2 separate regions of the Homo sapiens genome follow, and region 2 is linked to region 1. Evidence: read pairs that join two places in POLR2A ChIA-PET (ENCODE). Cell type or tissue: B cell. All regions are shown on one strand. Each heading gives the region's core, and the rest is flanking DNA. Links, peaks and the distances in the headings are about the cores only.

Region 1 (7,057 bases), core at 1-5,000:
GAGGAGGGCTGTGGCCCTGGACCTGTCCTCTGACCATTGGCTTCCTCTCCAGGAGGCTGTGAAGCCCGTGCTGTGGCACTCGCCCCGCCCCCTGGGGCCCCCTCAGGTCCTGTTCTCCTGCGCTGACCTCGGCCTCCGCCTCCTGGCCCCACTGATGCCCTTCCTGGCTGAAGAGCTCTGGCAGAGGCTGCCCCCCAGGCCTGGTTGCCCCCCTGCCCCCAGCATCTCGGTTGCCCCCTACCCCAGCGCCTGCAGCTTGGTGAGTCCCAAGCACCTTGGAGTGGGTCTGTGGGTGAATGGGGGGGAGCACCTTCTGAAGGGGTTTGCTGCAGGGGGCTCATCTGCAGGAATGGTTCGTACTTTACTGTGGAGCCCTGGGGAAGATGGATTGTTCCTGCAGGGTTGCTGCGATGACCCTAGGGTCTTGAGGGACAGTATTAGCGTAGTGCTCAAGAGCAGGACTCTGTTGCTAGACTGCTATTTTTGAGCTGTGTGATCGAGCCTCAGTTTCCCGCATGTTTAAACTAGGAACAGTAATAGTATATGTTATGGTTGTGATGAGGGTTGGATAAGTTAGTAATAGGGTGTCCCCAAAATCTCAGTGCAGCTTTAATAACTTCAGAAGGATAAATGCTATGAACTCACCCAAAAATTATTTTAAAATTTAACTATTTAAATTTATACTTATTTGGTTTTGAGTTTTGACTAATTCATTTTAAATTCTAATTTATTTTTGGTTGGCCATTTCAATCACAGCAACTAAACAGGCATCAAACACTGATCATCTAAAACCTCTTAAATGACGCCTCACTTTTTGTCATGTTCCTTGAGATAGTGGATTTTCTGTGGTGCTGAGGACAGATCTCATTGCCCTAAGGAGATGGGGTGGATGGGTCGAGAAGAGAGCCAGCAGGGTTGGTACTGAGTCTCCCAGGAGCCCCTTTGCCAATTCTGGGTCCCCCCCATTGCCAGGAGCACTGGCGCCAGCCAGAGCTGGAGCGGCGCTTCTCCCGGGTCCAAGAGGTCGTGCAGGTGCTAAGGGCTCTCCGAGCCACGTACCAGCTCACCAAAGCCCGGCCCCGAGGTGAGGCAAGGCGGGTCCTGGGCTCGGATCCCTGCAGGAAAAGGGGGCTGGTGGGGAAAAGAGCAGAGCCTGAAGGGCCAACCCCCCCGTTAGGAGGTGCAGGGTAGGAAGGGAGGCAGGAGCTGAGGCCTTGCCCCTGACAGTTTCTTTCTTTCCAGTGCTGCTGCAGAGCTCAGAGCCTGGGGACCAGGGCCTCTTCGAGGCCTTCTTGGAGCCCCTGGGCACCCTGGGCTACTGTGGGGCTGTGGGCCTGTTACCCCCAGGCGCAGCAGCTCCCTCCGGCTGGGCCCAGGCTCCACTCAGTGACACGGCTCAAGTCTACATGGAGCTGCAGGTGACCAGAGGGGATGGGGAGGGTTAGGGCAGGCTTGGGAAGCATGCTGGGAGGAAGGGAGGGGCTGGGCTCTATAAAGTAGGGGAAGGGACCTTCTAATGGAGGATGGAGGCCTGGCAGCAGGCGGATGTCTGAGCCTTTTCTCCCTGTTCTTCCCCAGGGCCTGGTGGACCCGCAGATCCAGCTACCTCTGTTAGCCGCCCGAAGGTACAAGTTGCAGAAGCAGCTTGACAGCCTCACAGCCAGGACCCCATCAGAAGGGGAGGCAGGGACTCAGAGGCAACAAAAGGTAAGGCTGAGGGAGGCCCCCAGAAGGCTCCACCCCTGAGGGAATGTGGGCCAGGAGGGGCCTCATTCCTGGATCCTCACCTCCTTTTCTCCTCGTCCAGCTTTCTTCCCTCCAGCTGGAATTGTCAAAACTGGACAAGGCAGCCTCTCACCTCCGGCAGCTGATGGATGAGCCTCCAGCCCCAGGGAGCCCGGAGCTCTAACTCATCATCCCCATCAGTTTTCCTCCCTCTCAGACCTGTCTTTGAGGACAAACAGATTTGTCAGCTGTCAGGGTGCAGTGGGACGTCAGAGACTATGTGGTCCATCGCCTTCATTGTGTAAATGAGGACACAGACTGGCTTGGTCGCAGTGACTGTGGTGTCCTTGAGATGCTCACATTACTGCCCGGCCTGCCTCCCACCTGGAAGTCTGGGAATGAGGAGATTGAGATAAACTTTTGAAATCCCAAACATGTCTGTTTATGGCTCTTTGGTCCCCTTTGCTCCCAGTGGTGACTTTTGTGCTTCTGAGTTGTCCCCTGAGAGCTTGGTCTGGGAAAAGAGGAGGAGGGGTCCTCGCTGGAGGAAGAGGAACTTTCTAGTCATGGGTAGGGTATGGGCACAGTGGTTCCGGTTCTACCTACTTTCTGGACTAACTGACAGTGCCCTGGCTTTTGCAGGCTCTTTCTCCTCCACTTCTCACTAAATGGAAGCTTCCCCGCTCCTTGGCTGTATCCCTAGAGGTGCTGAGAGAAGTAGGACTTCCTCCAGACCTGATGGGCTGCAGGCTGTGCTGCAGATGGTGTGCCCCCACCTTCTGTGCTCTGACACCTGAGTGCCCAGCCTCTGAGTTACACATTCACAGCACAGCCAGCCACCTTACCCACGCCAAACACCATCTCATCTCCATGGAATTCAAGGGCCTGGCCCTTCCACGCCCAGAGTACATTCTGTCCAGCAGCTCTGAGTAGCCTGTCCTGGGCTGGGTCCTCTGTGGTGCTAGATGTACAATGCCATTTAATCCTACTGAAAACCTCATGAGGCGGGTGTTAGCTCCATTTTGGAGATTTTTATTTTTACTTTATTTTTGGGACAGGGTCTCGCTCTGTTGCTCAGGCTGGAGTGCAGTGGCATAATCATGGCTCACTGTAGCCTCAACCTCCAGGGCTCTAGTGATCCTCCTGCCTCAGACTTCTGAGTAGCTGGGACCACAGGTGTGCACCACTGTGCCCTGCTACTTTTTTTTTTTTTTTTTTTTTTGGAAACGGAGTCTTGCTTTGTCACCTAGGCTGGAGTGCACTGGTGAGATCTTGGCTCACTGCAACCTCTACCTCTCTGGTACAAGTGATTCTCCTGCCTTAGCCTCTTGAGTAGCTGGGATTACAGTTGTCTGTCACCACGCCCAGCTAAATTTTTTTTGTATTTTTAGTAGAGACAAGGTTTCACCATGTTGGCCAGGCTGGTTTTGAACTCCTGACCTCAAGTGATCTGCCTGCCTCGGCCTCCCAAAATGCTTGGATTACAGGCATGAGCCACCATGCCCAGCCCTGCCCTGCTAATTTTTAAAATTGTTCTGTAGAGATAGGGTTTTGCCATGTTGGCCAGGGTGGTCTTGAACTTCTGGGCTCAAATAATCCACCTGCCTTGGCCTCCCAAGGTGTTGGGATTACAAGCATAAACCACTGCGCCCAGCCCCCATTTTGGAGATGAAGACGTGTGCTCAGAGAAAAGTCTCCACTGGGACCTAACCCAATAAATTAGGTGCAGGCTCTTTCTGGCTGCTGTAACTAAACTTCAAATATAATGGTGGCTTAGATGAGGTGGATGTTTCTTCTGCTGGGCATAAGTAGTGCAGAGATCTGCAATAATGGGAGCCCACACCTCCTTCAATCTTATTTTCCTGCCATTCTGATGCATTGTCAAACTTCATGTCCAAGGTCTGCACCAGCTCCCATCACCGTGTCTGCATTTCCACCCAGAGGGAGGAGGGAAAGAAGGGGATGGGCAGTTTTCTTTTTCTTTTTACTCTGTTTCAGCAAGGTGTTTTTTTTTTTTTTTTTTTTTTTTTTTTGAGCACCTGCTATGGATGGGCTGGGCCTTATTCTGGACACTTAGATTCATCAGTGAGTGAAACAAAATTCTGTGCCCTTGTAGTACTTTCCTTCTAGCAGGACAGTCAGAAATAACATACAAATGAGTGAACGATATACTATGTTTGAATGTCATGAATGCAGGGGAGGGAAAAAGGATAGAACAAGGTAAGGGGACTCTAATGTGTTTGTGTGGCGGGGGGCAGGTTGTACTTTTAAATAGTGGGTCAGGGCAGAACTCACTGTAAAGGTGAGGTTTAAGCAAAGGCTTGTAGGAGGTATAGGAAGAGCGTTCCAGACAAAGGGAAGGGCCAGAGGAAAACAGATAGAGGCATGGTCAGACAGCTCGAGGAGTAGCCTGGAGACCAGTGTGGTGGGGCAGAGTGAGAAGGGGAGGATGGTGGGAGGTGGAGAAACAGAGGTGAGGGTGGGGAATTGGTGGGGGGTAGGGAAGACTCAAGGCGGACAATCTGGGGCTTGTGTCCAAAATGGTAGCCAGTTGGCTACCTAAAGCATTAAATAAAATAAAAACGTTCAGTTTCTTAGTCGTACTTGCCATATTTCAAGTGTTTTGGTAGTTGCATGTGGCCAGTGGCTACTATGTTCGTCAGCACGGTTATAAAACATTTCCATCATCACAGAAAGTTCTATTGGAAAGCACTGATCTAAGACCTTATAGGCTGTTTCAAGAACTTTGCTTTTCCTCCTCTGAAATGGAAGCTCCTTTCTTTTCAAGGATACTACCAGAAAGTTGCCCACCTCCTTTCTACTTGCATCCTATTGGACAGAACGTGATCACATGGCCACAGCTAGCTGCAAGGGAGGCTGGGAAATGTAATGATCCACATGCTGAGTTGAAATCTACATGACTATCCAAAAGGAGGAGGATGGCTGTTAGGGGGGCCAGTTAGCAGTCTCTGCCACCCCCAGGTCTGGTGAACCCCAAAGCACTCTTCACTGCACTGCTCTGTTTTGAGCCTTGGGAGACAATTCTTTGAGAAAAATAATCTGGAAATCACATCCTGGTGATCTCAGGCCCTGAAGTCTAGGAACCAGGTTGAGGTGCATTTAGCTGTCTGCTCTACCAACCTCTTGGACATTCAGATATCCAGTCCCCCAACTTGTTTGGGGATCCTCACAGCTGCCCCATGGGCGTCACCTGCCCATTACTGCAGGCTAGGGGCAAGTCATAAAATACTAGTCTCCTTTGGAGCCCCCTGCTACCTCTCCTTGGGGGCTAATTGTCCCAGGACAGTTGTGAAGGAAGGTAGACCAATTTTTTAAGTGTTTTTTTTCCACCCTGCCATTTTCTATGCTCCCCTCATCTTCAGTGATGCTCCATACTGAACTCTTGTTGTCTTCTGTCTCCAAAGGAGTCAGTCTCCAATTTCATATGGAGATAATGGAGGGTTGTGTAGGTGTGGGGGGCAGAGTGGGTACCACAGAGGACAGAGAGCAATCCTATCAGTACCCCCCACTGCTCAAGTCTGAGCTGCAAGTTTGTGTTTTGAGAGCTGGTGAGAAGTCAATTTTTTTTTTTTTTTTTTTTTTTTTGAGACAGAGTCTTGCTCTGTAGTCCAGGCTGGAGTGCATGGTCTTGGCTCACTACAGCCTCTGCTTCCCAGGTTCAAGCAATTCTGCCTCAGCTCCCCGAAGTAGCTGGGACTACAGGCACATGCCACCATGTCCAGCTAATTTTTGTGTTTTTAGTAGAGATGGCGTTTCACCATGTTGGCCAGGCTGGTCTTGAACTCCTGACCTCAGGTGATCCACCTGACTTGGCCTCCCAAAGTGCTGGGATTACAGGCGTGAGTGAGCCACTGCGCCTGGCCAAGATAATCTTGAGAAGGTGGTCAGGAGTGCCTGCCTCAGAAATCAGCATAAGGAGGACCCTGAACCCCAGGGGACTAGGAGTTATATGTTGGGACCAGGTTTCCATCCTAACAGCAATCCCTACCATCCTGCCGACGACCTATAAGACAGGCTGTGATATGTCCCTAAGTAGCTTCCCTGTGTGATCCTCACAACAACCTGATGGTGCAGGAATAATGAGAAAAACTCAGAATTGTGTAAAAACAAAACAAAACAACAACAACAAAAACCTTCCCCCAAACTGGGAGGGAGCTGAGAGGCCAAAAAGTGACTCAGACAAGTCCAGCTTGGTGAGTAGATGAGTTTTTTAGGACTTACATACAAGGCACTCCTGGATGGCAGCAGGACAGCTTTAGAGATCCGTGCTGCCTCCCATGCTAAAGCTGCTTTCAAGCTAATTTTCTGACTCTGCCGACTGTGTGTGTGCGAATGGACTGTTTTCCTTGGTGGGTTCCCAGATACTCTCCGGGATGTTTGGGTTCTCAGGGACACCTGCTCCTCGGCCAGGCACCGTGACCTTGGCTCGCCACCTGGCCTTCAGGATTCAGGCAGTGGCATACACCGTTAAGTAACCTGGTAGGGGACCTGTCACACTACAGCAGGTACCATCATTGTTCCCATTTTGCGAGTGAAGAAATGGAGGCTCCAAGAGGATAAGAAACATGCCCAGGAATTCACATGTGGGCTGGTGTCACCTCATACTCACATGGTTAACCAGGACAGGCTCAGCTTGCACCTGGCCTCTCCTCCCCAGCACTTGCGCCTGGCTGGGCATCCTCTCACAAGCTGAACCCGTCATCTCTCACCTGAGTGCCCACCCACCTCCCACCCCAATTACCTGTGTGGATCCATGGGCCAGGGGAACCATGTCCTGGGGGTGTTCTGCCTATGTCTCTTTCTTTGGTTTTTGAGCCCCTGGCCCCAATGCTTAAGCAAAGGGAAATGAAATAAAAATCTTGCTTAAACCAAGACCTCTGTCTAGTGCCTGACTTCTCCACTGCTATTAGATCTCAGGTGAGTGACTTGCCCTCTCTGAGCTTCAATTTCCTTATCTGTAAAATAGGATAATGATACCTAGTATGCCACATTCAAGACTGCTGCAAGCATCGAAATAGGGATGCAGGAGAAAAGCAGGACTTCAATAAATGTTGCTTCTCTTTATTCCCAGGTGTTCCAAAGATCTCAATTTGGTGTGTGTTCCTATGCATGCGTATATGTGTGTGGTGTGTGTGTCCCCAAACAACTCCCCAGATGCCTTGTAGGCCTGTGACACTGGTGTTGAGGGAGACATTGTCCATCCCTGGAACCCTCTGCTCAACAGGGGGACAGTCAGAGACTTGAGCATCCAACCCCCACTTCCTGCCAGCTCTGTGCTCAGGGACCCACAGAGTCAAGCAAGTTATTGAAT
Region 2 (6,493 bases), core at 1-5,000, 410 kb after region 1:
GGAACTATCTTCTTAACACTTATCATTCTAAACCAAAAAGGAAAACTTTGAAGAGGAACTTTTATTCTTAACAAATTTTCTCTCTTTTTTTCTAGGTTTGTTTAGCTAGTGGTTTATCAATTTTGTTTATGTTTTTGAAGAACAAACTTTTCACTTTGTTGATCATTTACATGGTTTTTAAAAGTCTTTATTTAGTTCTACTATGATCTTTATTATTTCTTTTCTGCTAATTTTTGATGTGTTTTTTTCTTGCTTTTCCAGTTCCTTGAGGTTCATTGTTATATTGTTAATTTGTAATGTTTCTACTTTTCTTAGGTAGGTATTTATTCCTATAAACCTCCCTTTTAGCCCTGTTTAGCTGTATCCCACAGGTTTTGGTATGTTGTGTTTCCATTTTCATTTGTTTCAAGAAACTTTTTAATTTACATCTTAATTTCTCTGTTGACTCAATGGTTATTCAGGAGCATGTTGTTTAATTTCCATGTATTGGTCTTGTTGCCAACATTTCTCTTGGTGTATATTTCTAGTTTTATTCCATTGTGGCCAGAGAAGATATTTAATGATTTCAATTTTTGAAAATTTGTTCAGACTTGTTTTGTGGCTTAACATAGGCTCTCTCCCTGAAAACGTTCCATGTGTTCATGAAAGGAGTGTACATTCTGTAGTGTTAGATAGAATGCTCTATAAATATCTGTTAGCTTTATTTGGTGTAAAATTCTGTTTAAATCCAATGTTTCTTTCTTGATTTTCTATGTAGATGATCTGTCTCATGCTGAGGTTGGGATGTTGAAGTCCCCTACTATTATTGTATTGGAGTCTATCTTTCTTGTTAGATGTAGTAATATTTGTTTTATGAGTCTAGGTTCTCCAGTGTTTAGTGCATATATATTTAGAATTGTTCTATTCTCTTCTTGGAAGGATCTCTTTATGATTACGTGATGGCCTTCCTTATCTTTTAAAAAAGTTGTTCTTGACTTACAGTTTATTTTATCTGCTATAAGTATAGCTACTCCTGCTCACTTTTGGTTTCCATAGATAACCTCTTGCCATTCTTTTACCTTCTGTCTCTATGGATTGTGGTGAGGTGGTATTACCGGTGAGTTTTTCTGTAAGCAGAATGTAGTTAGATCATGTTTTCTACCCATTCAGCCATTCTAAATCTTATAAGTGGAGAATTTAATCTGTTTACATTCCAGATTTTTATTAATATGTGAGGCTTTGTGCCGAGACTAGCTCAGTTGGGAAGACCCTAACCCAGTGGCACTAGAGGAATCAAAGACACACACACAGAAATATAGAGGTGTGAAGTGGGAAATCAGGGATCTCACAGCCTTCAGAGCTGACAGCCTTGAACAGAGATTTACCCCCATATTTATTAACTCAAGCCAGTGATAAGCATTGTTTCTATAGATTATAGATTAACTAAAAGTATTCCTTATGGGAAACAAACGGATGGGCCAAAATAAAGGGATGGGTTTGGCTAGTTATCTGCAGCAGGAGCATGTCCTTAAGGCACAGATCACTCATGCTATTGTTTGTGGTTTAAGAACGACTTTAAGCAGTTTTCCGCCCTGGGTGGGCCAGGTGTTCCTTGCCCTCATTCCGGTAAACCCACAACCTTCCAGCGTGGGCATCATGGCCATCATGAGCATGTCACAGTGCTGCAGAGATTTTGTTTATGGCCAGTTTTGGGGCCAGTTTACGGCCAGATTTTTGGAGGCCTGTTCCCAACAGCTTTGTTCCTATCACATTGTTGTTTTCGGGTTGTTTTATATGTCCTTTATTACTGTCTTTTTCTCTTATTGCTTGTCATTATGGTTTGGTGGATTTCTGTAGTAGGACCATTTGAGACCTTTCTCTTCCTCTTTTGTGTGATTGCTTTACCAGTGAGTTTTATACTTGTGTATGTTTTCATGGTGATAATGTGGAAATGTTGAAAATGTCGTTTCAATTCCAGGTTTAGGACTTTCTTGAGCATTTCCTGTAGGCCCTGTCTAGTGGTAATGAAGCCTTTCAGCATTTGCTTGTCTTGGAAAGATAATTTCTTTTTTCAATTATGAAGAATACTTATGTTTTGTTTATTACTCTTGGCTTGGCAGTTCTTTTCCTTCAGGACTTTGATTATACTATCCTATTCTCTTCTGGCCTGTAAGATTTCTGCTAAGAAATCTGCTGTTAGAGCTGGGCACAGTGGCTCACACCTGTAATCCCAGCACTTTGGGAGGCTGAGGTGGGTGGATCATGATGTCAAGAGATTGAGACCATCCTGGCCAACTTGGTGAAATCCCGTCTCTACTAAAAATACAAAAAAAAAAAAAAAAATTAGCTGTGTGTGGTGGCGTGTGCCTGTCATCCCAGCTACTTGGCAGGCTGGGGGAGGAGAATCACCTGAACCCAGGAGGCAGAGGTTGCAGTGAACCGAGATCATGCCACTGCACCCCAGCCTGGCAGCACAGCGAGACTCCATCTCAAAAAAAAAAGAAAGAAAAAAGAAAAAGAAATCTGCTGTTAGTCTGATGGGGTTTCCTTTATAGGTGACTAAACACTTTCCTCTTGCTATTTTTAGGATTTGCGTTTTACCTTATACTATAGAAAGTCTGATTATATGCCATGGTGAGGAACTTTTTGCATTGTATTTTTCTCAGAATTATTGAACATTTTGTATCTGAATGTCTAAATCACTTGCTAGAGTTGGGAATTATTCATCTATTCTTTCATTAAATAGGTTTTCTAATCTGTTCTTTGTCTCTTTGCTCTTGAGAATACCAATAATTTGAATATTTGGTTGTTTATATTGTACCAAATGTCACAAAGGCTTTGCTCATTCTTTTTTTGTGTGTGTTTTTGTCTTATTGAATTATTTCACTATGTATATCTTCAAGTTTTGGAATTCTTCCTTCTGCCTGACCTAGTATGTTGTTGAAGCTTTCAAATGTATTTGGAATTTCATGTCATGAATTCTTTAATTCCAGAATTTCTGTTTTTTTTTTTAAATCTATATCTTTTGTAAACTTCTTATTTGTATCCTGAATTATTTTTATGTTTTCTTTGTATTTTTTTCAGAATTCTTTTGTATCTCACTGAACTTCTGTAAAATGAATGTTTTGAGTCCTTTATCTAGAATCTTGAAAATTTCTTTTTGATTAAGATCTATTGTCTTCCTTTGCGGCTTTTTTTTTCTTTTTTGCTTTTTCATGTTTCTGTGTCCTAACGTTAATATTTTTGCATCTGATATAACAGTCAGTTCTTCCTATTTTTGAATTTTGTTTCATAGTGGAGAGCATTTTCCTGAAGATGAGTCTATGGTGTTGGTTGCGTGGGGTACTTTGGATTTGATTCTGGGTGTAGTACATAGTAGAGTACTATGGCCTCTGTATAATTTCTTTGGCTGTAGACAGTGTTAATGGTATCTGTGATTTCTTCTGTGCATTAGGGTGTGGTTATTAGTGAGGCTGTGGTGAAAATGTGCTGGGGACTGAGATGCCACATGAGACAGTCTTCAGGCTCCAGTGGTGGCAGTGGTGTGCTGAGTGTTCCTATCTTTGTGCCCCAAGGTGGTATATACTGGCATTTGTGTTGGTGGTTACTGGTGGGCTGATTCCTGGGCTTCCAGGTGGCTTGCTTGGATGGCAGTAGTGGCAGTGGTTGACTGGGTAGGTGCTGGGGACTTCGGCTCCTGGGCAGCCAGCTTGGCAGTGGCAGTGGTGGGCTGCTTCTCTGGGTCCCAAGCAGTGTGCACTGTTAGCGGCAGATGCGATAGGCTGGGTGGGATGCCCATAGGTGGTGTTTGCAGGTAGGTGACAGCTAAGGTGATTGCATCCAACCTCAGGTACCCAGGAGGAGTGCACAGGTGCCCAAGGTGGTGGATTGGGTTGAGGAATTCCCAGGCCCTGGGGCTGTGTTCTCTGTCTCAGTGGGAGGGGGCGATGAAGTTGTCTCTTCATCATTAAATGCTGTGCCAACTAGTCCCTTAATTTTCTTTTTGCCTAGAGGACTGAAACATTTATTATAGTTTAGGTCTGCTGGTTATTTTTTCACTCCCTGTATGTCTAAAATCCATTTGTTTGTTTGTTTGTTTGTTTGTTTATTTTTGAGACAGAGTCTCACTCTATTGCCCAGGCTGGAGTGCAATGGTGTGATATTGGCCTACTGCAACCTCCGCCTCCCATTTTCAAGTGATTCTCCTGCCTCAGCCTCCTGAGTAGCTGGGAATTACAGGAGCATGCCACCATGCCTAGCTAATGTTTGCATTTTTAGTAGAGACGAGGTTTCACCATGTTGGTCAGGCTGGTCTTGACTCCTGACTTCGTGATCTACCTACCTCGGCCTCCCAAAGTGTTGGGATGACAGGCATGAGCCACCATGCCTGGCCTAAAATCCCTTTATTTTTTGATAGATATATTCAAGGTGTGTTAGCTTAATTTAATCATTACATAGGGTACACATATATCAATACATTAAACAATATCTCACGAATGTATTATACTTTGTCAATTAAAACTATACATATATATTTGAAAAAGGCATTATTTTCTGGGAATAGAATCTAGTTTCACAGCATTTTCCTTTTAGGACTCTAAAGATGTTGCTCATCTGTCTCCTCATTTGCATTGTTTCCAATGAAATAACTGCTGTCATCTTTATTATTATTCTTATTTTTTCACTTTCGCTTTTTCAATTTTCTCTTCTTCTGTGGTTTTCAACAAATACGTGCTTTTTTTTTAACCCAGAATTATAGAGTGAACGTGAGAAACAATCTCTAGGGAGGGCTTTTTGACTATTGCTTGTAAATTTTTAGAAACAGTTGTTTGCTCCTTGTTTTATTAGATCACAGGCTAATTTCCTCAGAGTATTCTTATATTGAAGAATGTCATAATTAATTTTACTGATCATCCCTAAAACCATAAAAACCCTAGAAGAAAACCTAGGCAATACCTTTCAGGCCATAGGCATGGGCAAGGACTTCGTGACTAAAACACCAAAAGCAATGGCATCAAAAACCAAAATTGACAAATGGGATCTAATTAAACTAAAGAGCTTCTGCACTGCAAAAGAAACTACCATCAGAGTGAACAGGCAACCTACAAAATGGGAGAAAATATTTACAATCTACCCATCTAACAAAGGGCTAATATCCAGAATCTACAAGGAACTCAAACAAATTTACAAGAAAAAATCAAACAACCCCATCAAAAAGTGGGCAAAAGATATGAACAGACACTTCTCCAAAGAAGACATTTATGCAGCCAACAGACACATGAAAAAATGCTCATCATCACTGGCCATCAGAGAAATGCAAATCAAAACCACAGTGAGATCCCATCTCACACCAGTAAGAATGGCGATCATTAAAAAGTCAGGAAACAACAAGTGCTGGAGAGGATGTGGAGAAATAGGAACACTTTTACACTGTTGGTGGGACTGTAAACTAGTTCAACCATTGTGGAAGACAGTGTGGCAATTCCTCAAGGACCTAGAACTAGAAATACCATTTGACCCAGTGGTCCCATTACTTGGTATATACCCAAAGGATTATAAATCGTGCTGCTATAAAGACACATGCACATGTATGTTTATTGTGGCAGTATTCACAATAGCAAAGACTTGGAACCAACCCAAATGTCCATCAATGATAGATAGGATTGAGAAAATGTGGCACATATACATCATGGAATACTATGCAGCCATAAAGAAGGATGAGTTCATGTCCTTTGTAGGGACATGGATGAAGCTGGAAACCATCATTCTGAGCAAACTATCACAAGGACAGAAAACCAAACACCGCATGTTCTCACTCATAGGTGGGAATTGAACAATGAGAACACCTGGACACAGGGGGGAACATCACACACTGGGGCCTGTCGTGGGGTGGGGGCAGTGGGGAGGGATAGCACTAGGAGATATACCTAATGTAAATAATGAGTTAACAGGTGCAGCATACCAACATGGCACATGTATACATATGTAACAAACCTGCACGTTGTACACATGTACCCTAGAACTTAAAGTATAATAATAAAAAAAAATTTATTGGTCATCTTGGCTAAAGCGTCGTGCCTGGATAAGTGGTCAAGCATTATTCTGGATGATTTGTGAGGATGTTTGTTGGATGAGATTAACACATAAATAGCCAGACTTTGAATAAAGTAGATTAATGTCTATAATGTGGGTGGGCTTCATTCAATTCACTGAAGGTGTAAATTAAACAAAACACTGACCTCCCTTGAGCAAGATGGAACTCTATAGCAGACAGCCCTGGGATTTGAACTGCAGTATCAGTCAACTGACCCACTAACAGCTGGTTGGTTTGTGTACAGCATTTGCAAGATGAATGGACAACATAATGTTTGGAAATCCACCTCTTTGATCAAAGAAGGTAAAAACAGAAAAGCTGTTGTGGACTTAATTGCATGGTGTTTTCTTAGCAGTGGTGGAAGAATTGAACAATAATAAAGCTCCTACGTTTTAGTTTTTACTGACTTACAGGGAGTGA

What was found. ChIA-PET counts read pairs that join two places held together with the same protein. Peaks named below come from ENCODE experiments on the same cell type or tissue, not always from the same donor. Only the 100,000 strongest peaks of a DNase experiment are listed, where the experiment ranks them.
Region 2: POLR2A ChIA-PET joins it to region 1 with 12 read pairs; 2 of 35 experiments call an interaction of 5 or more read pairs at or near these places.

Annotation. Positions count from the first base shown.
Region 1 is chr6:30,924,302-30,931,358 of GRCh38, forward strand. It overlaps VARS2 (valyl-tRNA synthetase 2, mitochondrial), which reads left to right. Exons shown (of 30, transcript NM_020442.6): 26 at 53-259; 27 at 973-1,084; 28 at 1,243-1,418; 29 at 1,579-1,707; 30 at 1,808-2,158. The coding sequence ends at 1,909. SFTA2 (surfactant associated 2) reads right to left here. Exons shown (of 3, transcript NM_205854.3): 3 at 7,052-7,057. Among named protein-coding and RNA genes, the nearest start is that of SFTA2, 4.3 kb to the right of the region's middle. In B cell, for the core only: no CTCF peak of the experiment used is centred there; no DNase peak of the experiment used is centred there.
Region 2 is chr6:31,337,535-31,344,027 of GRCh38, forward strand. No RefSeq gene overlaps it. Among named protein-coding and RNA genes, the nearest start is that of MIR6891, 15 kb to the right of the region's middle. RefSeq lists an enhancer at 1-154. In B cell, for the core only: no CTCF peak of the experiment used is centred there; a DNase peak (open chromatin) is centred at 1,897.